Linked DNA regions of Mus musculus: regions 1, 3 and 4 are each linked to region 2. Evidence: chromatin contacts called from ENCODE Hi-C data. All regions are on one chromosome and are shown on one strand. The core of a region is the stretch at or near the end of the contact, and the rest is flanking DNA. Distances in the headings are between cores, read along the strand shown. Region 1 holds the start of Ninl (ninein-like). Region 2 holds the start of Cst7 (cystatin F (leukocystatin)). Region 3 holds the start of Zfp120 (zinc finger protein 120). Region 4 holds the start of Gins1 (GINS complex subunit 1 (Psf1 homolog)).

Region 1 (2,961 bases), core at 198-2,697, 440 kb after region 2:
ATCAGAGATTCATTACAAGGTTACAGGGATGACACCCCTAATGGGAATTTTTCAGTTCCTATTAGGACCACCTTCACATATGTGGTTTGTCTTCCATCAAAACATTAGTGTCTGGCAACTGACTACAGACTAGTTTGATCTGTAGTCGTCTAAGCCACTAACAGATAACATAAAATGAACAGTAGAGGCAAGCTGGCTGCTGCCCTAACTGCCCTAACTCCACAGGCACGTTCCTTCTCATTCGCGCCTGTTCTTGCACACAGTAGTTCATAAACTGACCAACCTTCTTCCCTCTTTTTCTTTTCTCCCACACACCCCTGCTTTAAAAGCAGTAAATCCATAGTCAAGAACCTGGAAATCTCAGGCAAACACCATCTTCACGGTCCCTCTCTGCTACCTGCCTTGCGCATCAAGTGAACTTCTGCAAGGGCCATTTCTGGACCTCCTTCCTGGTTCTAAAAGTCGGCTAAATGTTGTAGAGGAGAGAGAAGGCATCACTCTTTTCTTCCACCCCCATATAACGAGCTACAGAGAGCGCCTGACAATTTAGGTATTTAAGAAACTTTAAGTTGGTCTCCCATCGTGCAATTTGTTGCCTGAGACAGCTAGAGCCCAAACACCAGGTCACTGCTTCTCAATTACCGATGGACCAGCCTCGCAAGTGCACAACAAAGTAGCAGAATGGTGCGCAGGCAGGGACGACCTTGACACAGAAGCAACAGGCTTCTCCGCCCCAGAGAGAGGTGTCCCAGTTTTCAACAACTAAGTGCAAACTGATAATACAACCAGAGATCGCAAGGACGACTTCACCAGTCACAGGAGGGACCGACGCGCGGCAACAACGCCAATAGGTGCTCTCAATCAAGCATGGTCCCTGGCTTTCCCAGGGGCACTGAGAAGGGGGCTCAGACACAGGCTGGGGTCGCCTCCCGATCCGGTTCCCCTCGTCAAAAGAGGACGAAGGCGGGAAGCACGGCGGGCCCAGGCATCCCGCTCTCTGAGTACGTCAAAATTTGGGGCGGCAGCTGCACCCCACTAGCACGCTGAGTTCGGTGCGGACCACCGTTCCCGGTCCGAGTGCGCCGCAGAGCAGTGAGACTCTGGTGTGGCTTTCTGAGCGCGCGCCTGCATCGCAAGCATCGGCTCCGCTGTGTACCGGCCGCTGCACGAGGATGCGGATCCCTTCGGCCCGGCTCGGCCCTCCTCGGCCCAGCTCGGCCCCCCTCGGCTCCGCTCGGCTCGGCTCCCCTCCCCTCAGCCCTCTCCCACGCCCTACTCACCTGGGGAGTGGGAGGCTCGGCTCTCTGAACGCTGAGTTCAGGATGCGGGCTCCGGCAGCCCGGTGCAAAGCGAGCCGGGTAGGACACCCCAGCGCGCGTCCCTCGGCCGCTCTTTGTGTCTGCCGGCCGCGCTCCCCTGGGCTCCCAAGGCCTCTGGGCGCCGCCCCCTCGTTCTCGCGGGGCCTCCCCAGGGAAGGGGCGGGGCTCCTTGGGGGCGGGGCTTGGACGGGCGGGGCGAGGAGGCAGGCGGAGCTGGGCCAGGGGCCTAGCTGGTATGGAAGAGGAGGATGCAGGATGACTTCAAGGCTCTGGGAGACAGGGTGTTAAAAACAAACAAACAAACAAAAAACTAACAACAACTAAACTAAAAAATAAGAGACTCAAGTACTTTCAAGTGGAAGAATTCCACAGAGTGGTAGGCAGCCAGGAACCAGTAAAAAGCCCATACTGTACTCTGATGAACCATATACTTGGGCTGTATCCCTTTTCATGTGTCATAACTTGCCCCAACCAGTGATGGACATGACATGCCTACACCCTGTGGCAGAGGTGTAGCTGTGGGGCATATAACCAGGGCCCTGCTTCCCTCTAGATTATAACCTGAGGTTCCCAAAGTGTGGTATGCCATAGTCGCCACTGTGCAGAGTGTATTTTATCAGGACCAGGGAGATGGCTCAGTTTGTAAAAGCACTTGCCTTGCTAGCCTGATGACCTAAATTCAATCCCAGAACACATGTAAAGGTGATAGGAGGTGCTGGAGAAATGGCTCAGCAGTGAAGAACACTGGCTGTTCTTCCTGAGGACCCATGTTCAATTCTGAGCACCCACAGGGCAGCTCACAATTATCTGTAACTCTAGTTCCAAGGGATCCAGTGTTGACTTCTCCTCAGACACCAAGAGTGCATGTGTTGCATAGATATACATAGAGGCAAAGCACCCATACATATAATTAAAAAAAAAAAACCTTAGAAAAATCAACTCCACAGAGCTTTCCTCTGACTACACACACACACACACACACACACACACACACACACACACACACTGAGACACATGCCGTTCTGAACACAGACATATAAGCATCATGCACACACACATTCACACAATAAGTTTTAGAAATATTTTTAAAGACTATATATTCTCTAAATCTCCTTATACTCTGGGTTTTCCATGTACTGTTAGAGAATGAACTTAGAGTTAGATGATGAGATTCACAGGGCCATTCACTGGATGTTGGACTTTGTGCCACCCAGTTACACAATCTGGGAGATCTTCACTTTGTTCATCTGTGAAATGGAGATGTGAAAGACACTTTTTGCAGGGACATGAACTAATTGATCCAGCCAAACCAGCAACCCAAATTAGCCATCACAGCAGTGGCTCCTAGCCAGAGAGGAGCGGGGCGGGGCATGTTACTCCATCCCCCCCCCCCCCCCGACCTATAGCAAATAGCTGAGGTAAGAATAAAGAAGGGGGAATAGGGTTTCTATGGACTTGGAGTTTTAGAGATTTCAACCCAGGGTCAATTTATCTTTGTTGCTTCTGAGCTTGTGGCAAGTCACCACATCAGAGCTGGAATGAGAGTCAGAGACAGAGAGAGAGACAGGGGCTGCCAGATTCCCTTTAGGGACACCTCCTCAATGACTAGAAGACCTGATTATAGATTCCAGTCCACACCTCC
Region 2 (2,918 bases), core at 124-2,623:
AAGAACTATACAAGATGAGGTTCTCCTTAGGGACTCCGCAGAAGCTTTCAGACTTTATGTAGCACAGAGGCGGGGAATTCAAATCCCTGAATTATCTTTGTACTGCACCACACTGGCCTGAAGACCAAGCAGCCAGCCTAGCTCCATCTCCTGCTCCCACCTAGACTACTGATGCTCTGGTTACTGCTAGAAATACAACACGTGGATTATGTTCTGACTCCCAACCTCTCAGTGGATGTTTGAAACTGAAGCGGGCACTACTCTATCCCATTTATACTGAAGACATTGTGTCCCAGACCCTAGCAGCCAAAAATAAGGATCCCAAGATCAAACAGGAAAGGACCATGGGGGGTTGTCATAACAGCTACTACTTACTGAATACTACCTGCAGCACCCAGAAACCTATTGGGACCTCAGATTACATAGTTTGTCCATGTCCCGCAGACCCTATCTGCCCTGTTTGGAATTTAGTAGGATCCAGCACAATTCACCTGGCTCAGACCCCCTCCACCGCTGCCCCGAGCATCCAGGATCTGACTATATCTGTATGTCAGGCAGCCTGGGAGGCCCATGTGTCTCCTGGGGGCAAGTAAGACCCCAGGCATCCTTCCACACTACCTTCCTAGCCTAGTTCTGAGAGACGAATATACCTCTCCACACTGAAGCCGATTACAGCTTGCTTTCCTCCTACCCTGAGCCTTTATGCAAAAGAAACTCCAATGTTTCACAAGTCCCCAGAGGTAACTGAGGTGCATGGGCTGTTCCTAGTCTAATGACAGCAAAGCCTAGATTCAGATTCAGATAACTGGGTATAGGTACCCACTCCAAACCATGGGCTGAAAGTAGAGGCATGGCCAGAATCAGACCTCTGTCTACGTAATTTCATCTCCTTAGAAGGCTTTGAGCCCAGAGTGGGCCATGATCAGTATCTCAGCTCTCACGGTGCTGAGCTCCTGTTTGAGGCACAGAAGCCACGTGCCAATGCTCCTCCCAAGGACTTTGGAAAGTATGAATAGCTTTCCTGCAGATAACCCCTCAGACCCGGACAGCATAGTTTCTTGTCTCTTGAAGGGGGCTATTCTGAATACTAGAATGCAGGAGGGGAGAGAGTCTATAAATGTAGAAGGACAGTCAAGTGACTACTTTTGAAAATCCCCTGGTTTCTTCACATCAGCATCCCCCGTGTGTGGTGAATGGTAGGAAACTGCCTCCTCCCACCCTGGGAAGGAGAGAGGGTGCTGCGCTCGTGGGTCTCACTTCTCTCCCCCTGCCTCCCCCTGCAAATGATCACAGCTTGGAAACTTCTTTAAAGGAAGTGGTTGCTCTTGTGGCCCCAAGTCCTGAAGATGAAGCGCTTCTGGTTAAAATGATTCAGCAAGAAACCACGCCCCACTGAAGCTACCCCACCATGCCCTGGTCCTGGAGCTGTACTTGCCGAGCACTTGGCCCACTACATGCTCCCTGCATTTCCCCAGCCATGTGGCTGGCCATTCTGCTTGCCCTCTGCTGCCTAACTTCTGACACCCATGGGGCACGCCCCCCAGGTAAGAGAAGGGTCATCTGGCCCCATCCCAGAGTACTGTTCTGACCACCTTCTAGTAGTAGAAGTATGGGGACCCTGGCCTGTTAGTCTTGCATCTTTCTTAGGACACTCTTGGAACCCTGAGAAAGACCCTGGCAAGGGGCTGGGGATCCTGGCAGCAGCTACTTCTAAGCAGAATAGACATCAGGGATCAAGCATAACAGCAGCCACAGGGATAAAGAGAACAACTTCTGTTCTCTTCTGTTCAAGGGCCTCACTCAGTCTATATCTGACAGCTTTACTTTTCTAACTGACTTTACTGCAGAGACCCCAGTAAGATAAGTATTGTGCAAGTCAGCATGCTAGTGGCCAGTGAGGGGTGGCAGTCGCCTGTGTTGGAAAGCTGAGATGCAACCAGGCTAGCTAACTTGCTAACCATCAGCCATGAGTGCCTGTTTCCCTACAGAGAGCTGGAAGATGTCTGCCCCAGCAAGCAGATTCAGCACATAGATAAAGTTTGAGGGCCCTGCCTCTAACTGACAAAAAAGCTGATAACTGACCATCTCCCAGTAGATGAAGACAGCGCTTATGCATAAGGCTTTTGTCATTCTTCCTCCTTAAAGCAGGCTGGGTCTGGTCACTGGGAGGCAGTGAAAGGGAATACCCAAGAGACACCAAGGACATAGAATCCCCCTTCACAGCAATTAGGTGCAAAGAAGTAAGTGTAGAGACACAGTAGGGCATAGCCTCCAAATCCAAGACCCAAGTAGATGCTGTGAATGGGGCACTGTGGAGACAGGGCAGTAATGGGTAGGGGAGCTTCTGTTCTGAGGATGAGGATGGACCACAGCAGCTCGGGGGGGGGGGGTCATTGGCAAAGAGGTAGTTAACTGGTAAAAGAGGAGACAGCACTAAGCACGGGCCAGGCCACAGACCTTGCCTCTCCATGCCCTGCTCCCTGTGGCCTTAGTGCTCACTAGGAGGCCCTTCCTGGCCTACCTACGATTCCTCTGCCCCAGTTGTCCAGAGAGAAGCTTGGGCAGAAGCTGGTGTTCATGCTGCAAAGCCCTCTTGGCCTATGTGAGAGATCTGGGGAAGACATTGGTACTGGCTATCTCACCGATCCTAGGGTTTCGGTTTTTTATACTCGGTGTTTTGACGATGCTGTGTTTGCCTCCTCTGAGGCCTAATTCAACAGAGTGGCCACATCTACCACATTATAGTTAACACCACAGGACAGCTGTTGGGGGAGATATTGGAGGACTGTCAGTTCCCTGTCTCTACCACGTTAACTTCCCCCAAATTTGTGAGCTGAAAGGAATCTTCTCCATTCACCTGCCCTCAACAGCTTCTCTGAGCCACCCCCTTCAGGCCTCTCTGCCCAGACCCAAATAAA
Region 3 (2,923 bases), core at 20-2,519, 430 kb before region 2:
AACCACAGGAAGGAGCTAATAAAAGAAAGCTGGAGAAACAGGAAGAGAGAACCTCTCAAAAACGTTCCTGACCAAGCCCACACTGGACTCGGGACTGACAACCATAGCCGCATGTGGTGGGATCTCAGGGTCTGAAGCAAGCCATCCCCGAAGGCCCTGGCCCCAGACCTCCACCCGCTCTCCCAAGCACCGTCCTTGCTTTAGAGAAGGAGCTCTATTTTATTCTCAGCACTTCAGGGCCTTAGGGGAAGCTCCCAAGCCTGAGCCCCAGGCTGGCATTGGCTCTGGAGACCTAGAAGGAGCTGTTCTATGCCTTGCTTGACCAGGCCAGTCCTCACCAAAACAGTGTTTTTCCTTTTCAAAAGGTTGTCACCAGCTGTAGTCTTGCCCATGTGGCAAAACGATGCTTTTCTCAAGAAGAAAACCAGACCTTTATGGCACACCAGGCCTTAAAATTGGTTGTGGCCCTATTTTACCCCTTGGAGCCACTTGTTAGAGACCTGCTCTTTGAAGTCAGGATGGGCCTAATTCATGATTGTAAAGCAGAGTTGTCTCCTATGTTATGGTTTGTGGACAAATGTCTGGACAATCCTGGTACACTACCACATGTATTCTAGCATCCTATTCTCCATTCGGCCTTTTTAGCATAGCACATACCTGTGTGGAGTTTTAGGGGCAGTCCTTTCTCACCTACATTCGACTTGCCGTCACTACAAGCATTAGTCTAGATCCTTTACATCAATTTTACTCTTCTACATCACCGCTTAATATTTGAGTGCTATCCGACACACGAGATGCCTTTTACAGGCTCCACAAAATTAACTCGAAATGGGTCTTATACCTACCTGTAAAATGCCTAAATGCTAAGGCCAAAACTTACTATAGAAACTAGGGCTCTCCGAGTTTGGCATCCTGCCAAGGGTATTTCTACACAGAAGCCCTTTCCCCAAATGTTTTGTGTAGATGCAGCCACGCTAGTGAGATGATTCAGTGCCCACCGCCAGGTCCAGAGAGAGAGAAAAGGACCACAGGGAAGCTCACAAGTCTCAGCTTCTGTCAGGCTGCTGTTTACTACTGAGCCCTGGGACGACCCAGCACTCCAGCCCCCTTGGCTCAGCCGCCTGCTCCTCCCCTTTGTGGGAGACCGCCTGGCACTTACCATGTCGGAACTTCTGGGCTTGCCTGAGGTCCCCGCACCCAGGAGCGGTACACAGAACACATCAAGCAGAAACATTCGCGACTGCCAGCTTTAAAAGAGGAACTTGCAAGATCGCACCCGGAAGAGCCCGCCTTCACTTTTGAGTGGCAGATCCGGCTGGATGTCCTGATTGGCTAGTGAATCTGGAGTGACATACACACCACCCATAGGATTAGAGTGTGTTGAAGGGACACAGAGGAATAATTCCAGGCACAGGTTGCCAGCAGAGGCCAGTCCTTTTCCGGGTCTGTAGAAATTTGCATTTCAGTACCACCTGTGTCTGTCTTCCAATTGCTTGCTGGTCTTTTTCCCCCACCCTGGTCAGGGGAAGACCCACAACTCCAATTTGCTGTTGCTGAGTTACCCGCCTCTCTCCACTGTGGGCCACATTGCAAATTTGGAGCTTTCCAAAGCTCCAGTCACAACACTCAGTAGGCACTTCCGCTTCTTCCTTTTGGAATCATTGAGACTTTACTTAGGGAATGTTGATAAGTTCACATATAGGTTTGCCTACCCCTATGCATGCTATGTTAAATCCTCTTCTGAACTTGATCACAAGGTAAAAGCAGAGATTTTTAATGGCATATAGCTCAAAGTCATGCAGAAACATTTTGTAAATTATAAAAGTGATGGACAGAAATGCCTCTAGAATGTCCATCTTCTATTACAAAATCTTAGCTAACCATCCAGTAAATGACGCTGTAAAAGTAGATGGCTAAGGAGCCAATGCTGCCTGTTAATCATTATCTGTGATCTAACCAATAAATGTATCAAAATGTATAGATACAAAAATGTATCAATGTATAGAAAGAACAGAGAACACTAATGCAGAGGACCAACCTCACCTAGGTCTGGATTCCTAAGAGAAGGGGTGTTCGAGAGCAACAGGGAAACAAGCAACTAGAACTCAAATCATGGGTCCAAGCTGCTGGCTTATGTTCTGCTGAGATAGCATTCCAGATGAGATGGCTTCCCAGACTGCTTTCTCTGTGTCTGTGTGTTCTGCTCTGCTCTAGACAGATTTTACCTTCTATTCTAAAACCTCTGAGGTTGAGACAGCTAGCTTTCTGCTTGAGACAGCTCTCTGCTAGTAAAAATTCTAAACGCTCTCTGGATAGCTCCTCAGTTTTCTGACCAAAGTCAGAAAAAACTGATCTAAAAAATTCGTGGCTTTTCCAACCAATTCAAAAAATACTGTTAGAAAAATTCTAAAAGTAATTCTTGGGTTTTCAAAATCAGAAAGGAAAAAAAAATCTGCTGTGTTCACTCTTCACATAGTCTTCTCTGGATAACTGCTAGAAAATATTTTAACAGAGCTGTGTCGCCTCTCTAAGTAATTCTTTGGGTTTCTAACCTCAGACATTAGAATGTTAGAAAAAAATCCTGAAGAGCTGTGTTTGCTTTCCAGAGATATCCAGATAGCTCAGCTCTCAATACTGAAAAAAACATTTTAAAAAGTAGTGCAGTATCTTCCTGCTAGCTCATCATATGCAGATCAAAAGCCTGTTTTTTTTAATTATATATGAATTTGGTTATTTATTCCAGGATCCCTTTTGATTATCCTATGAATCACCAGCCCATAACCCCAGCTCCTTGATGCTTAGGAGACAGCAAGTACATTTTATTTATTTATTTTTAACAATGTAAAAGAATTCAGAAATCTTGCTTAACTCTGTTATGTAGCTGGGTAGGAGTGTGCTGGGGGGACACAGAGTAGTTGCAAGC
Region 4 (2,710 bases), core at 191-2,690, 340 kb after region 2:
TAAGACCCAATTTCAAAGGGGGTGGGTGTGGGTGTGAATGAAACAAGTAGGTTTTATGGTATGGTTTTATCTTGGGTTGTGAAGGTTAGAGAATTTTTGTCTACTTGACACAAACGTAATTATATCTGGGAAGAGGGAATCTTGAGGAACTGCCTTCATCAGAATCGCTTGGCCACTCTGTAGGAGTATTCTTAATTAATAATTGACTTGGGACAGCCCAGACCACTAAGGGGAGTGTCACCCCAAGGCCTGGGAAGCCATGGGAAGCCAGTAAGCAGCCTTCTTCCAGGATCTCTGAGTTCCTGCCCTGAATACCCTTTATGGCATGGAACTACAACTGCAAGCTGAAATTAGCCCTTTCCTTTTTAGTTTATCTTTGGTCATGGTGTCTTATCACAGAAACAGAAGGCAAATCAAGAGTATTTTTACTGTTTTTTGTTTGTTTGTTTTTAAGATGGGCTCCTTTAGAACTCCTGAACTGAATTGAAGTAATCTTTCTCTGTCACAAAAGTTCTGGGATTGCAGGCATTCCACCATCAGTTCAGAACCAATTTTAAAACTGCTGTTATCTGCGACATTTTCCAGTTTGTGAATATTTTTAACTGTTTTAAAATCAAAAAGTGCCAGAGCAGAAAGTGCGAAGCATAGAGATCCCATTCTAGTCAGTTTATGAGCCATGTGACCTGCAGAGAGTTAACTGTTTTCGTTTACCAGTTCTGCATACTAGTAATCTCTTAAGGAAAGTTGTGAGAATTAACTGAAATATATGTCATAGTTCCTACCATACTAAAAGTACCCAATAAAAGACGGTTTCTCAGGCTGGGGAGATGGCTCAGCCGGTAAGAGCACTGACTGCTCTTTCAAAGGTCCTGAGTTCAAATCCCAGCAACCACATGGTGGCTCACAACCATCTGTAATGAGATCGGACGCCCTCTTCTGGTGTGTCTGAAGTCAGCTACAGTATACTTACATATAATAATAAATAAATTACAAAAAAAAGACACCCCTCCAATCCCCAAGTCCCTGTTTAAAAAAAAAAAAAAAGGTTTCTCTTTAATGTTAAACAACCGGCACTGCAAAACTCAAACACTGCATCATAACCAGTACTTTCTCGACTTTTCTTCAACCTAAAGGTGCCTCTTGCAATCTAAAGATAATAAATTCAAATGGAAAAAATAAAAAGGAGGAGAAGAATGTGCACTTTACTTTGCTGGACAATCGAAAACAGCCCTTTGTTTCAGCCCACAATCTTAGACGCAATTTACTTTCTGGCTTTGCCAGGGAGGAAACCATTCTCTTTAACCCCAATTTTCCTGAAGCTCAGTGAGGTTGCTCAATAAAATTAAATGTCCCTTCTCGGCCACCGTAGCTCAGTTCTCTCCCACCCACCATCCCCACCCCGCACCAGTGCACTTCTATTGGTTGAGCCTATTTGGCGCCAAAGCGAGGAGCTGGTTGCTGGTGTTGTGCGACTCTGAACAATAGAAGTGCCGCGGCCTGGGAACTAGCGACCGTTTGGGGTGACTTGGCAGTTGACGGGACCACGGGACCCGGGCGCGTCCGTCATGTTCTGCGAAAAAGCTATGGAGCTTGTCCGCGAGTTACACCGCGCGCCGGAAGGGCAGCTGCCGGCCTTTAATGTGAGGAGCGGCGGCCGGGAAGGGGCGTGTCGAGGGCCAGGCCTGGGGGCCTAGGGCGGGGCCTCATGCCTTGGGGCGGAGCCTATGCCTGCTGTTGCTTGCTGGAGGTTTTTTTTTTTTTGTTGGTTGCTGGGCTAACTTTATCTCTTTGCTAGATTCCGAGATCGGAAACAAGTTTGAAACGGGGCCAAATCGTAGGAAGAAAAAGACTCATACTTAGGTTACCTGTTGATTTGGTGACTTGCCCCATCTGAGCGTTTCTTGTTTTCGTTTTTTGAGATAAGTCCTCATGTAGTCCAAGCTGGCCTGGAACTCTATTTAAAAAACAAAACAAAACAAAAGAAATTATGAGTATGTGTCTCACTTGCATGAAGGTGCTTCATGGAAGCCAGAAGAGGGTGTGGGTTATAGGTGGGTTGTGGGTGCCAGAGCCATCCCTCCAGATCCACATGCATTTTTATAGCCAGCTTCTTGATGAGCCAGTAGCATCTTAATATAACCCCAGTAGTTCTGGGGATTGCTATGAAGCTGTGTCCCAGCTTCAGCCTTTGTAAACCATAGATTTGCTTTTCTTGTTTGTAGATTTTGCCTCTCCCCCCCATCGCCCCCCCCCCCCCCCCCCCCGCGCCCCATGTATCTGGGTTCATTCGGCTGGCTAGGAGCTGACACGTCATGGAACAGGGCCATGTGGAATCATGTAGAATGCAGTCTTTATTTCTGGCCTCTTTTGCTCAGTATAATGTATTTGAGACTATTCTAATATTCAGTAGTTCAGTAGTTTTATAATGCTTGTTTTTTAAGGATTTATTTTTAAATTTTGTGTGTATGAATGTTCTGCGTGCATGTATATATGTGGCAGCGTGCATGCCTGGTGTCCACAGAGGTCAGAAGAGATCAGTGAATTCTCCTGGAACTGACGGTTATAGACAGTTATGAATCACCATATGGGTGCTAGATGTGTCGAACCTGGGTCCGGTTAAAGGAGCAACCAGTGCCCTTAATCACTGAGCCATCTCTCCAGCCCCTATTGCACTTTTCTTTCTTTCTTTCTTTCTTTCTTTCTTTCTTTC

The links. A loop is a pair of places that touch in the nucleus more often than their neighbours do.
Region 1: a loop to region 2 is called in a map of heart, with 2.1 times the contacts of the local background. The contact joins the promoter of Ninl here to the promoter of Cst7 in region 2. A Hi-C loop is called at or near these places in 3 of 37 maps with a recorded cell type or tissue (heart and v-Abl transformed pro-B cells).
Region 3: a map of v-Abl transformed pro-B cells shows a loop between it and region 2 (5-fold over the local background). The contact joins the promoter of Zfp120 here to the promoter of Cst7 in region 2. A Hi-C loop is called at or near these places in 2 of 37 maps with a recorded cell type or tissue (T-helper 1 cell and v-Abl transformed pro-B cells).
Region 4: a map of v-Abl transformed pro-B cells shows a loop between it and region 2 (2.9-fold over the local background). The contact joins the promoter of Gins1 here to the promoter of Cst7 in region 2. A Hi-C loop is called at or near these places in 3 of 37 maps with a recorded cell type or tissue (T-helper 17 cell and v-Abl transformed pro-B cells).

Annotation. Positions count from the first base shown.
Region 1 is chr2:151,007,951-151,010,911 of GRCm38, forward strand. Ninl (ninein-like) reads right to left here and starts at 1,448. Exons shown (of 24, transcript NM_207204.2): 1 at 1,281-1,448.
Region 2 is chr2:150,569,042-150,571,959 of GRCm38, forward strand. It overlaps Cst7 (cystatin F (leukocystatin)), which reads left to right and starts at 1,374. Exons shown (of 4, transcript NM_009977.3): 1 at 1,374-1,544. The coding sequence starts at 1,478.
Region 3 is chr2:150,135,409-150,138,331 of GRCm38, forward strand. It overlaps Zfp120 (zinc finger protein 120), which reads right to left and starts at 1,270. Exons shown (of 4, transcript NM_181266.2): 1 at 1,160-1,270. The coding sequence starts at 1,234.
Region 4 is chr2:150,908,154-150,910,863 of GRCm38, forward strand. It overlaps Gins1 (GINS complex subunit 1 (Psf1 homolog)), which reads left to right and starts at 1,441. Exons shown (of 7, transcript NM_027014.1): 1 at 1,441-1,640. The coding sequence starts at 1,566.